Regions from separate parts of the Homo sapiens genome. Here regions 2 and 3 are each linked to region 1. Evidence: chromatin loops called from intact Hi-C (ENCODE). Cell type or tissue: endothelial cell of umbilical vein. All regions are shown on one strand. Region 1 has its middle 78 kb from the start of PDHA2. Region 2 overlaps BMPR1B (bone morphogenetic protein receptor type 1B). Region 3 has its middle 140 kb from the start of PDHA2.

What was found. Hi-C counts contacts between places; a loop is a spot of excess contacts. Peaks named below come from ENCODE experiments on the same cell type or tissue, not always from the same donor. Only the 100,000 strongest peaks of a DNase experiment are listed, where the experiment ranks them.
Region 2: it touches region 1 in a loop (3-fold over the local background); 1 of 110 quality-filtered maps calls a loop at or near these places.
Region 3: a loop joins it to region 1, with 4 times the contacts of the local background. A loop is called at or near these places in 1 of 110 quality-filtered maps.

Annotation. Positions count from the first base shown.
Region 1 is chr4:95,759,949-95,763,948 of GRCh38, reverse strand. No RefSeq gene overlaps it. Among named protein-coding and RNA genes, the nearest start is that of PDHA2, 78 kb to the left of the region's middle. In endothelial cell of umbilical vein, no CTCF peak of the experiment used is centred here; a DNase peak (open chromatin) is centred at 2,388; H3K27ac peaks cover 832 bases.
Region 2 is chr4:95,154,164-95,158,163 of GRCh38, reverse strand. It overlaps BMPR1B (bone morphogenetic protein receptor type 1B), which reads right to left. Exons shown (of 13, transcript NM_001203.3): 13 at 1-3,616. The coding sequence ends at 3,491. Among named protein-coding and RNA genes, the nearest start is that of UNC5C, 390 kb to the left of the region's middle. In endothelial cell of umbilical vein, a CTCF peak has its summit at 1,834 (motif pointing left); a DNase peak (open chromatin) is centred at 1,783.
Region 3 is chr4:95,700,170-95,704,169 of GRCh38, reverse strand. No RefSeq gene overlaps it. Among named protein-coding and RNA genes, the nearest start is that of PDHA2, 140 kb to the left of the region's middle. In endothelial cell of umbilical vein, no CTCF peak of the experiment used is centred here; a DNase peak (open chromatin) is centred at 2,459; H3K27ac peaks cover 1,571 bases.

The sequences.
Region 1 (4,000 bases):
GCCCATAGTGGCAAGGATTGCCAGAACTCAGATTCCTACCTCTGGGATGGACTACTGGCCTCTGTCCAGGGCTGGTCCAACTGTTCCCTCCAAGCATGCTGGCTGAGTTCTGCCCCATTTTGCTTTCCACCATGACAGGGAAGCTCCAAGTTCCAGTGCAGTCACGCAATCAGTGCACTCTCCCTCCCTTGAGTGCACCGATTCTCTCTCTCTGCAAAATATGGCCACTGTTGGGGAGTGGAAGGGCATGGTGGAGGCCATTTAGGACTGTCTTTTATAACCTCTCCAGTGCCTTCTTCCTTATCATGATGTTAAAACCAGGTACTGTGATCACTCACCTGATTTTTGGTTCTTATGAGGGTGCTTTTTTTGTGTGGATACTTGTTCAATTTGATGTTCATACAGGGTTGGGGGACAATCATTGGAGGTTTCTCTTCAGCATCTTGCTGCACCTTTGTCTCCCTAATCTCCCTTGTTTCTGATAAGAAGTCATTGGCTATCTAATTGTGATTTCCTTATATCTAATAGGTCATTTTTCTCTTGATGATTTCAAGATTTTATCTTTGTCTTTGGCTTTTACTTGTAGACTATGATATGTCTAAGTTTGGTTCTCTTTTTATTTATCCTGTGTAGAGTTTATTGAGCTTTTTGAATGTGTAGATTAATTTTTATCAATTTTGGGATATTTCAGCCAATATTTCTTCAAATATTTTTGTGCCCTTTTCTTTTTCTCCTCTCATTCTTAAACTCCCATTACATATATATTGGTACACTTAATGGTTTTCCAAGGTCTCTGAAGTTCTATTAACTTGTTTGCATTCTTTTTATTTTTATTATTCAGATTAATAATCTCTATTGGTATATCTTTGGATTTCCAATTCTTTCTTTTGCTGGCTCCAGTTTGCTGTTGAGTCTTTATAATGATTTTTAAAATTTAAGCTATTAGGCTTTCAACACCAGAATTTCCACTCTCAAGTTGAGTAATTGTTATAACAATTTTTTTTAATTCTTTCAATGTGATTTCCTTTAGTTCACTGAACATTTTTTACAACAGTTGTTTGAATTTTTGTCTTCTCTCACGAAAATCTAGATCTCTTAAGAAACTATTGCTTTTGATTGCCTTTTTTCCTGTATATGGGTCACACCTTCCAGTGTCTTTGTCTGTTTAATAATTTTTGTTAAATGGCCTGGCATGGTTGCTCATGCCCATGATCCCAGCACTTGGGAGGCCAAGGTGGGCGGATCACTTGAGGTCAGGAGTTCAAGACCAACCTGGCCAAGGTGGTGAAACCCTATCTCTACTAAAAATACAAAAAATTAGCCAGGCATGGTGGTGTGAACCTGTAATCCCAACTACTCAGAAGGCTGAGGCAGGAGAGTTGCAGGAACCTGGCAGGCAGAGGTTGCAGTGAGCTGAGATCGCACCACTGCACTCCAGCCTGGGCAACAGAGCAAAACTCTGTCTCAAATAATAATAATAATAAATTTTCTTAAGAATTGGTCATTTTAGGCTATACGTACAATCAACTCTGGATTCTGAATCCCCCTCAGGGATTGTTATTGTTCTTTTTTTTCTTTTGTTTGTTTAGTGACTATTTTGGACTGATTCTATAGAGTCAATTCTGTAGTGTATTGCTGATACCTCTATTCATGTTTTTGTTATCGTTGTCATCCTCATTTTTATTTTTAAAACTAGATTTCCTGGGGTCACATCTGGGTCCATATAGCTAATTATTCAGTCAGTGATTGGTCAGAAGTTATGCTTGAATGCCTTGAGCTATTATACCTTCTAACTTTTGCTGATGAATGTTTGGAGAATGCATACAATGTTTAGATATACAGTGTTTAGCTGACGTTCAAGTGTTCTCATGCATTGCCTTTCTGTGAGTACAAGTTCGGTCTATGTAGTCATCCTCTCTGGTCTCTCCCCAGCATGTATGCAGCCTTTCTGACTACCAGGTATACATGGCACATATCAAGTTCTTCTATAACTAACTTATTCCCCAACTCTTCCTGTAAAGTTTCTAGATGATCTGCAGATCTAGTGTATTCCCCGTGTGTATCACAATCTCAGAGTAACTGCAATGTTAGCCTTCCCTGATTTTTGCCACCAAGGTCAAATTGTGTTTGATAGCACTTTCACGGTGAGTTTTTTCATGCTCCAAATCAAGTCATCTCTCCAGCATAGGACCATTGTCTTCACAGTCTACCTTATCCTGGTAGAACTAGAATACCACAAATCTGGTCTGGGGATGATTTGAGTTGCCCCAGGCTACAATGCCACATACTCTATTACAGTGCTTACAATGAGTCATTTTTCTTGAATAAATACTTCTCTTCCTGTTTTTATGCATTTGGCAAATATCCAAACTTCCAAACTTTTGGGGAAGATTTAGTCTTTTTTTTTTTTGAAGATGTAGTCATTGTATTTGGGGAAAAGAATTTTCAGAATTCCTCATTCAGATATTCTGGAATTCCCAGCTCTAAATATTAAGTTTAATAAACTCTTTGAACATAGAGGCTGAGAGGCTGATCTTTTCTCAATGTCTCTGCAGTGAGGAAAATTTTTCACCCAGTTTTCTCATTGACCTTTATAATCATCACTTCTAGATATATGTAAAGATCCCTCTGGATTGTTTATTCTTTCTTTATATTTTATCCCAGATCTCTGGCATTTGATCTTCTGGGATTTCAAGTGTAAAGATTTTGTTTCATTGAGGCTTGTGGAGAAGCAGCTTTCCCAACAAATGGGGAAATGGCTGCCTGAAAATAAAGCCAACACTAGAAATATTATAAACTAATTATAGTTTCTAGTTAGATACAGAGCAACCAAGATGTAGCACACTGTTTGAGACTAAATCCAGTCATATGCAAAGCCAGAGCTAACCCTGGACATTTTAGGTAAGTTAGCTGATAAGTTCCTGGATTAGTCTGTTTTCACACTGCTGATAAAGACATACCCATGACTGAGCAATTTACAAAACAAAGAGTTTTAATGGACTTACAGTTCCACGTGGCTGGGGAAGCCTCACAATCATGGCAGAAGGTGAAAGACACATCTCATATGGTGGCAGATAAGAGAAGAGAGCTTATGCAGGGAAACTCCTGTTTTTAAAACCATCAGATCTCATGAGACTTATTCACTTTCATGAGAACAGCATAGGAAAGACCCACCTTCATGATTCAATTACCTCCCACTGGGTCCCTCTCACAACATGTGGATATTCAGGATGAGATTTGGGTGGAGACACAGATAAACCATATCAGCTCCTTTATGTTGCAAGCTAGCATGATCTGTAAAGGCTAGATTTCTGTCACTTGCAAGTTAAAAAAATCCTGATCTATTTTATATATATTATATACACACACATGTATATATAATAATACAAACTATTCTCTTTAATTTCCCTTATCACAGTTTTAATATTATATTTGTATCTGTGATAGTTTTTTCTTCTCTCAAATGATAAGCTCCAAGGAGAAAAATATGTGTTTTATCCAACATGCCTATTTCTATAAGATATTTATCATTTTTTCTGTCCAGCTTCCAATACCCCTGCCTACTTTATTGAATGATGCACTGTGCCATCTTACACAGAGTCCTATGGAAACTGAAAGAGGCTGGGGCAAATTCTCCCTCTTCCTGCCCTCCAAAAACCAGGGTGAAACATGTGCCCTGGGTTTGGCCAGTTAGACATTTGTATTCTCATCTTTGAATTTTGCTTTAGTGACACAGAAACAGAGAGTTAGAATCTAATTCACAGCATCAACAATGATGTTTCTCAGGAATTCCAACATCATCCTGACCAAAATCTTATTGTTTACATGTTAGCTCTCAAGCAACCTGGGTTAATCTTATTATCTTTCAGTCTCACTACTGCAACTTCCAGGCTGTTTATTCTGTGTACCCCTGCTGCATTTCCGGAAAATTTCCTTTTTCTCTTAGACAGACAAATTTTGTTAGCGTTGCCTGCCTCCAGAAAACCTGACCAATAAATCA
Region 2 (4,000 bases), 610 kb after region 1:
ATGCCATTTCTTTCATTTCCACTGCTATGTGTCTGGGTTTTCTAAGGCAATGTAACTACTGAACATGTTCAAGTTTAAAAAACTATACTTCTCTCAGTGCCGTTCCACCCACAAACAAAGAAGAATCAGATCAGACCAACAACATAAAACTTCTAATGAATATGTATGACTGTAGGAACATGAAATTCAGTCATTATTAAGTACTTGCTATACTTGACTACACACCAATTGAAATGTGTCAAAGAATTCCCTGTAAATAAAATCTCAGCATGTTTTCTAAGAAGCTTTCTGTTTGGGGAATTCAAAAATGGGCACTAATGACTTTTGAGCAGTGCTTTCCAGGAGGTCAAAGGCCTGTTTCCTCATACATAATGGTCATAGCACTCTTTTTGTGATTTAACAATCTACACACTTTTATAAATAAATATTATGTTTCATTTAGTACTTTATCATCCATAATATCTTACTCTCTAATCCACATAATGGAGTTGTGCCAGACTCCAAACTGAACATAATATTTATATATACATATATATTTATATATATACACACATACATAAACTATAAACCTGAATATCTTAGCATACAAAACTTATCTAACAACTAATAATTTAGGATTCCTTTGAGAGGGAGGGGTTAGAAGAAACTCTTCTTAGTCTTTGAAATAGTCCTGACAGTAAGCAATAAACAACATTATTAATTTCTGGGTTCTCATTTATTCAAGTGAAAGACAAATAAAATAAAATTCACTTCTGAGCCACTAGAAATTTTGAAATCATAAAGGATTATTGGGAAATGAGTAGTCTTTAAGAACAATTTAGTGTTATCTAAGTAAAGTGGATTTTGGTAAGATACAGAGAAAAATCTATGCATAAATAAATTCTTGTTTCATTGAGCAACTATAATCGCTAAGTGGGTCTTTTTAAGTATCTCAGGAATGTTTTTAAAATATTAATAGTGAATAAATTAGATTGAGGATAGGACCAATCTTTTCCAAAGCAACCAAATATAATAAGGAAGAAGTTTGAAGACTATTTTAATTTCTTCCCATCCTTCATTGGAACCAACACCTCCCTAGAAATCTAGCTTAATTTCAAATCATCACCTCCTCACAAAATATTCTGATTTGACGTTATCCACGTTCAAGTATTTACCAAAAAGAAAACATAATTTTATCTACAAGGTAAGCCCAACCTCACTTAAATTTAGGAAAAACCCAAGAAACAAAAACATGACCCACTTAACTGGCATAAATGTTTACCTGTTGTTTTGTAGATGATCTGTTTAGAGGCACTGAAGTTTCTCTTCAAGGCTCAGATGATTAGTCACACTTAGTTCTAACCATATATTCCTTCTAGGCTATCCCTAAGAATATAACTGACACAAGAGAAAGGAACCTTTACATTATTATTGAGGTTATTTTTAATATCAATTGAAGCAGCGTTCTGATTACAGTTCTACTTGTTTTCTAACTGTTTTCACTCTTTAAAAACACAATTTTTTTTTTTTCAATTTCAAGGATTACGAAATTCTTCTGTCTTAGTTACAAACAAAATGCAGCTATGAAGCACTGGGAAGTAAATGCAAAATATAGAAAGAATCTTCATGATTCTCCCAAACTGTAAGCACAGCTCACAAAGTCTCATTGCTTTAGAATGTTTTCTGGATGAACAAGTTACCAGCTGCAAACCGACTTCAGAAGTGAGGAAAATGTTTTCTCATGTTTCATGTAGCTGTCAAATTTTCAAAAATCCTCCATCCTTCAATCACCCAGTGGGGAAAATGTGTTATAAAACACTGCCCCCTGGAGTATTCTGGGAGGAATGTCTTAAAAAAAAAAAAAAACAGCAAGGAGAAAGTACTTTCAAATTCTTTACTAACCACTAACAGAATTTCTAAGAAGCAAAAGAAAACCACAGAAAGGAAATGTATATGAATAAAGTTGAGCAGGATGTGTACAACTTTAAACTGTATTGTATTCATGTTGCTAAACAATATTGGCCTTCTCGATGATTTTATTCATGTTGCTCCAAAGTTAAAACCCTGTAGAACTAAGTAGGTGAAGAGATATTTTGTATAAGTGCCACAGAAGAGAAAATATAATAAATTAAATAGTGAATTGAGCATCACTAGAATAAAATAAAATGAGTAGGCATTCCTAAGATGTGAAATGATCACCTAAGATATACATGCTCCAACCATATTGATTTTAGAACAAAACACAGCAGCCCATAACAGTTTGTGGCCTCTACTAACTGTCCTCTGCTGTCCCATCTAGAGGTTATGTTTCTCTATTTTTAAAATAAAATGTAGTTAAATTAGCCTGACGGATGTTTCCTCTCTATCCCTTATCTCAGACACATACAAAACAGACAGACAATAACAAAAAGACATCATCTTTATCTGTACAAAATAAGGTATGCACACTTTTTTCTTTGTGCTTCTGAGATTGGCTCCTTTGCATATATAAGATACAAGCCATCTGCACGATCACCCTCATTTCCTATCTTTGTTGACATGTTCCTCTTACAACACAAGAGCAAATTACCTCTATTTGAAAGCACCCTGTCTTCAACACAGCTCATGACAATTTTATTTAATATTGATCCTTTGAATGAGAGATCAAAAGCATGCACAGGTCAATCCTCTGCACATTAAAAAAAAAAAAAAAAAAAAAAAAAAAAAAAAGCTTTCTTTGTGTTTAATGAAAAGGGTTTTACCATGAAAGAGATGCCTAACTCAATCAGAAACAGAAGTGGATCTGAAGAACACCTATCAACAATTACTTCTATTAGAGTCACATAAACCTTCATTTGTTCCATATTGCCTGAAGCTGCAAAAGGCCACCTGCAGGAATTCCAAATGTGGTCCTAGACAGGCGGTGTTTGTACCCAGTGCATTCACATTACCATAGCGGCCCCAAATGCAGGGATGGCCAAAGTGGTCTGAGGAGGCCAAGACGGGGTGGGGAGTATGTTTAAGATGAGTTCCGTTCTATGTCCTCCAACTTAGACTGTCTTTTGGTTCACAGAGTGCAACAATATTTTACCAATGGAAAAACAAGTATTTTAATTTACCTTCCAGCAGAGTTCCTGGGAAGAATTTTGTTGTTATTATTTAAACTATAATACTATAACCCTTAAACCATCCACATTATCTGTTTTATTTTGGCAAAATGAAAGCATCTTAAAAAAAAAAAAAGGCAATCACAAAATACAGGGCTTTCTTAGAAAGCAACATGCATCATATCTTGAACAAGTTACCCAAGCGGTTTCTCCGTCCTACAAACAGACATGGATCAATCTCTCCTTCTGGGAGCTTCTCTGTCTTTGCCCAGGTCGCTCCCTGAGAGGTGAGGTCTGAACCCACTGGGAAGCAGGACGATGTTCAAGGCTTGTACTGTGGATGCTTATTTGATGTCTTTTGCTCTGCCCACAAACAGAAGAGTACCTGTTGGCTTTCTGCAGAGATGCTTACTTTTCCTCTCCTATCAGAGTTTAATGTCCTGGGACTCTGACATTTTGGCAAGTGTTTTCTTAACCCGCAGGGCTGTCAGCCTTGATGCAGGATTGTGAGCCCAGCATTCTGTCATGAGTTTTCCCATCTGCCTTAGACACTGAGGAAGAGAAATGTTAGAAAAATGTATCATCTGCAAGGCTGGCACCTGTTACAATGTAGCTTTTTAGTTTTAGGTTCATTAAGTTTGAATATATTTTTAAAAGGTACCCTTAAAACCATGTAGAAGTAAAATTCTGTAAGCTTTTTTCATGCAAAATTATATATGACTAAAACAGATGTTCATGTCTTCTTTGTGATAGAAACAAGCAGGTGGTTCTGCTGATTGTAGAAAGGTGTCTTTGAAATTAGTGTTAAGCAAACATAAAAATACCCAGGGAGTCTGTATTCCACTCAATACTCCCAGATTGTTTATAACACTTGATAAGTTTTAATCTTTTATCTAATTCCATACTATGCAAACAAACACAGTTATTCCTAAATC
Region 3 (4,000 bases), 60 kb after region 1:
TTATCTTTAAAGAAATTTCATTATATGCAGAAATTTAAGAATTATTAAATAAGTAGAAGTGCATCAAATCAAAAAGCAACCTATGGAATGGGAGAAAATATTTGAAACCATATATCCAATAAGAGGTTAGTATCCAATGTATGTAAGAAATTCGTACAACTGAATAGCAAAAACTCAGTCCAATTAAAAATGAGCAAAAGACGTGAATAGACGACTTTATAAAGAAGAACATACAAAAGGCCAAGAGTTGTATGAAAACACGCTCAACATCACTAATAATCAGGGAAATGCAAATTAAAACCACAATGAGATAGCACCTGACACCTGTTGGGATAGGTGTTATCAAAAAGTAAGAAGATAAAGAGTGTTACTAAAGATGTGGAGAAAAGGGAACCATTATATATTGTTGGTGGGATTGTAAATTAGTACAGCCATTATGGAAAACTATATAGAGATTCCTCAAAAACTTAAAAATACAACTACCATATGATCCAGAAATCCCACTACAGGATATAAATCCAAAGGAAATGAAATCACAATCTTGAAGAGACACCTGCACTCACATGTTCATTGTGGCATCATTCATCATAGCTAAGATATGGAAGCAACTTAAGTATCCATCAGTAGGTGAATGGACAAAGATGAGATACATAAATGCAATGCAATATAAGCCTTAAAAATGAAAGAAATCCTGCCATTTGTGACAACATGGATAAACCTGAGGACATTATGCTAAGCAAAATAAGTCAGCCATAGAGTGACAAATACCATGTGATCTCACTTATGGGTAGAATTCATAAAGTTGAACTCAGAGAAACCAAGAATAGAAAGGTGGTTAACAGATGTTGAGGGGTTGGGGGAATGGGAGTGATGTTCATCAAAGGGGACTAACATACAGCATGGTGACTATAGTTAATAATATTATATACTTGAAGTTTACTAAGGCAGTAGATTATACATATTCTCATCAAAGGTAACTTTATAAGGTGATGAATATGTTAATTAGCTTGATTTTGATAATCATTTCTTAATAATATATAGCAAAACATCACAGCATATACCTTAAATATAAAAATAAGTAAAGTGCACAAATATAGTGAGAAATAAACTATAAGGCAAAACACATTTGCAAAGGGGCATTTTTATTACATTAAATCCAAATCCTTCTCAAATTAATTTTAAAAATTGAACAAAACCTTCTTGAGATAAAAGTCTGTTAAGTCTACTATATTTCAAAAAATATCTCTTTCTTATCCCAGAATAAACTCTTTCAGCTTCAAAATATATACAATAAAGACAAAATTATCACAAATAGTGCCATCAAGTAAAAATACTATTATTGAAATTTTGGAGTGTTTCCTTTTATGTATTCTTTATTCAAAAATACCTGTTTTATGTAGTTTTGGTTTTATTATAGAAACTATTTCATAAACCACCTTTTTCATAAAACCGTAAGAATTTCTCATATCATTTAAACTCTTCAAAAAAATTACACTTAATTTCTGCATAGTATTTTATAAAAGGGAACACTTCTTTCCACTTACAGCATTTTATACAGTAAGTGGAGCAATTTTCCAAAACACTCATGTCATTTTGAAACACCCCTTACTCTTCCCCATGGAGATGGAACCAATTACCAGGCTTGCGCCCTCATTCATTCATGTCTTCCTTCTTTCAGTCAACAAGTATACTTTAAGGACCTGTAACAAGTCAAGAACTGTTTCAAAGCTGAGGAGGAAGTAATGAAAACAGAAAAACATCTTAATCTCACATTGCTGGCATTTGAGGTGGGTTTAGGGTAGCAAGATGAAATATACAAAATAGGTAAGTAAAATATGGTAGGATGGATGATGTCAAGTTCTAAGGAGACAAATAAAGCAGGTTAGGGGGATGTGAATCCCAGGAATTGCTGTTTCAGATAGGGCTTTTAGATCAGTTTCCTAGGGCTGCCATAACAAAGTGCCACAAATTGCATGTTTTAAAACAGAAATTTATTGTCCGACAGTTCTGGAGGCCAGAATCTGAAATCAAGGTGTCAGCAGGATCATGTTTCCTCTAAAAACTCTAAGAAAATTCTTCCTTACCTCATCCTAGCTTCTGGTGGTTTGCTGGCAATCTTTCATATTCCTTGGCTTGCAGTAGCATAATTTCACCTTCATTGTCCCATGCAAGGTGCTGTCTCTGTGTGTCTGTATTCACATGGTCAGTTTCTTACAAGGGCCAGTCATATTGACATAGGGACCCACCCTAATGCAGTACAACCTCATCTTAACTAATTATACCTGCAGTTATCCTATTCCCAAATAAGATTACATTCTGAGCTGTTGAGGATTACGACTTCAACGTATCTTTTTTTGGGCAGAGTTCAACCCATAGCAGCTGCCAGGAGAGCTCTCATGAAAAAAACCAACTTTTAAATAATAGCCCCAACAAACATGAGAGGATGAGTCATGGGGATATGTTGGGAAAGAATGTTCCGGGCAGAGAAAATAGGAAATGCAAAAGTCCTCAAGCAAACGTATTCCTGGTATGTGCAAAAAACAATGTAGGCTAGAATGACTGAAGCAGAATAAGAAAGGAGGAGAGTGGTAGGTCACTGGGTCAGGAACTAACAAGGGCCCAGATGGCCTGCCTTTTAGGCTATGGTAAGAACTTTAGTTTTTACCATCATATAGATAAAAAGTCATATTCACAGATGAACAACACAATCTGACTTAGTTTCTAACAGAATCACTATGTTGGTATTAGATTGAATAGTCCAAGGAGTAATGAAAGGAACCCAGTTGGGAAGTAATAGCAAAATGCCCAGGTGAGAGATGATTGTGAGGGAACCAGAATATTAGCAGAGGATTTGGTGAGGGGTGATCAGATTCTGAATGTGTGCTGGTAGTAAAATCTATTAGAAATGGGTGCATTGATGATGCTGAAGAGACATCCTAAAGTAGATGAGAAGATGGCATTCAGTACACAAGCTCAAGAATCGGCCTTTGCTAAGAGCATGGCTGTTGGGTGACTGCCATTACCCACATTCTCAAGTGGGTAAAGGTAATCAATGAAGATCCAGAGGGCAGGTTTTGGTCCTTTTCTTCTTCCCTCATGTCTTAGTCGGCTCAGGCTGCCACAACAAATACCACAGACTAGATGAATTAAACGCAAAACATATATTTCTTATAGTTCTGGAGACTGGAAATCCAAAAGCAAGGTGTTAGTGAGGTTAATTTCATTCTGAGACATTTCCTCCTGGCCTTTAGGCACCTGCTATCTCACCATGTGTTCATGTGACTTCTTATTTGTGTGCAAGCAATGGAAGAGCACTCTGGAGTCACTTCTTAGAAGGACACTAATCCTATCAGATCAGGGCCCCACCCTTAGGGCATCATTTAACATTAATTTTTTCCTTAGAGGCTCAATGTCCAAATGTAGCCATACTGAAGGTTAGGAATTCAATATATGAATTGCAAGGGACATAAACATTCAGTCCATAACACCTCTCAATCCAGATTGTTGAGAAATAGTGATCTGAATTCGTACATCTGCCCTTCAGATTCAGTCTTCCACATAAGAGAAAGAAGTTTCTAGTCTAGCCTTTCTGGCTGTCATATAAAGCCAAACTAAGTTTTATCAGTTATAAAGGTGATATTTATTTTTATATAGACTGACATTTTAGCTTTGATATATTCCATTGAGTGGATATACCATATTAACTATCTCTCTGTTATTGGAAATTTTGTTTTTTCTAATCTTTATTCATTAATCAAAAAGGTTTTATAACTTTCCTTACACATATCTTACATATTTCCTGTTAAATTTAGTTCACAGTGGTGGCTTATGCTTGTAATACCAGCACTTTGAGAGGCAGAGGTGGGAGAATCACATAAGGCCAGGAGTTTGAGACCAGCCTGGGAAACATAATGAAACCCCATCTCTAAAAGAAAATTAAAAATTAGCAGATGTGGTAGCTTACATTGTAGTCCCAGCTACTTAGTGAGCTGACGTGGGA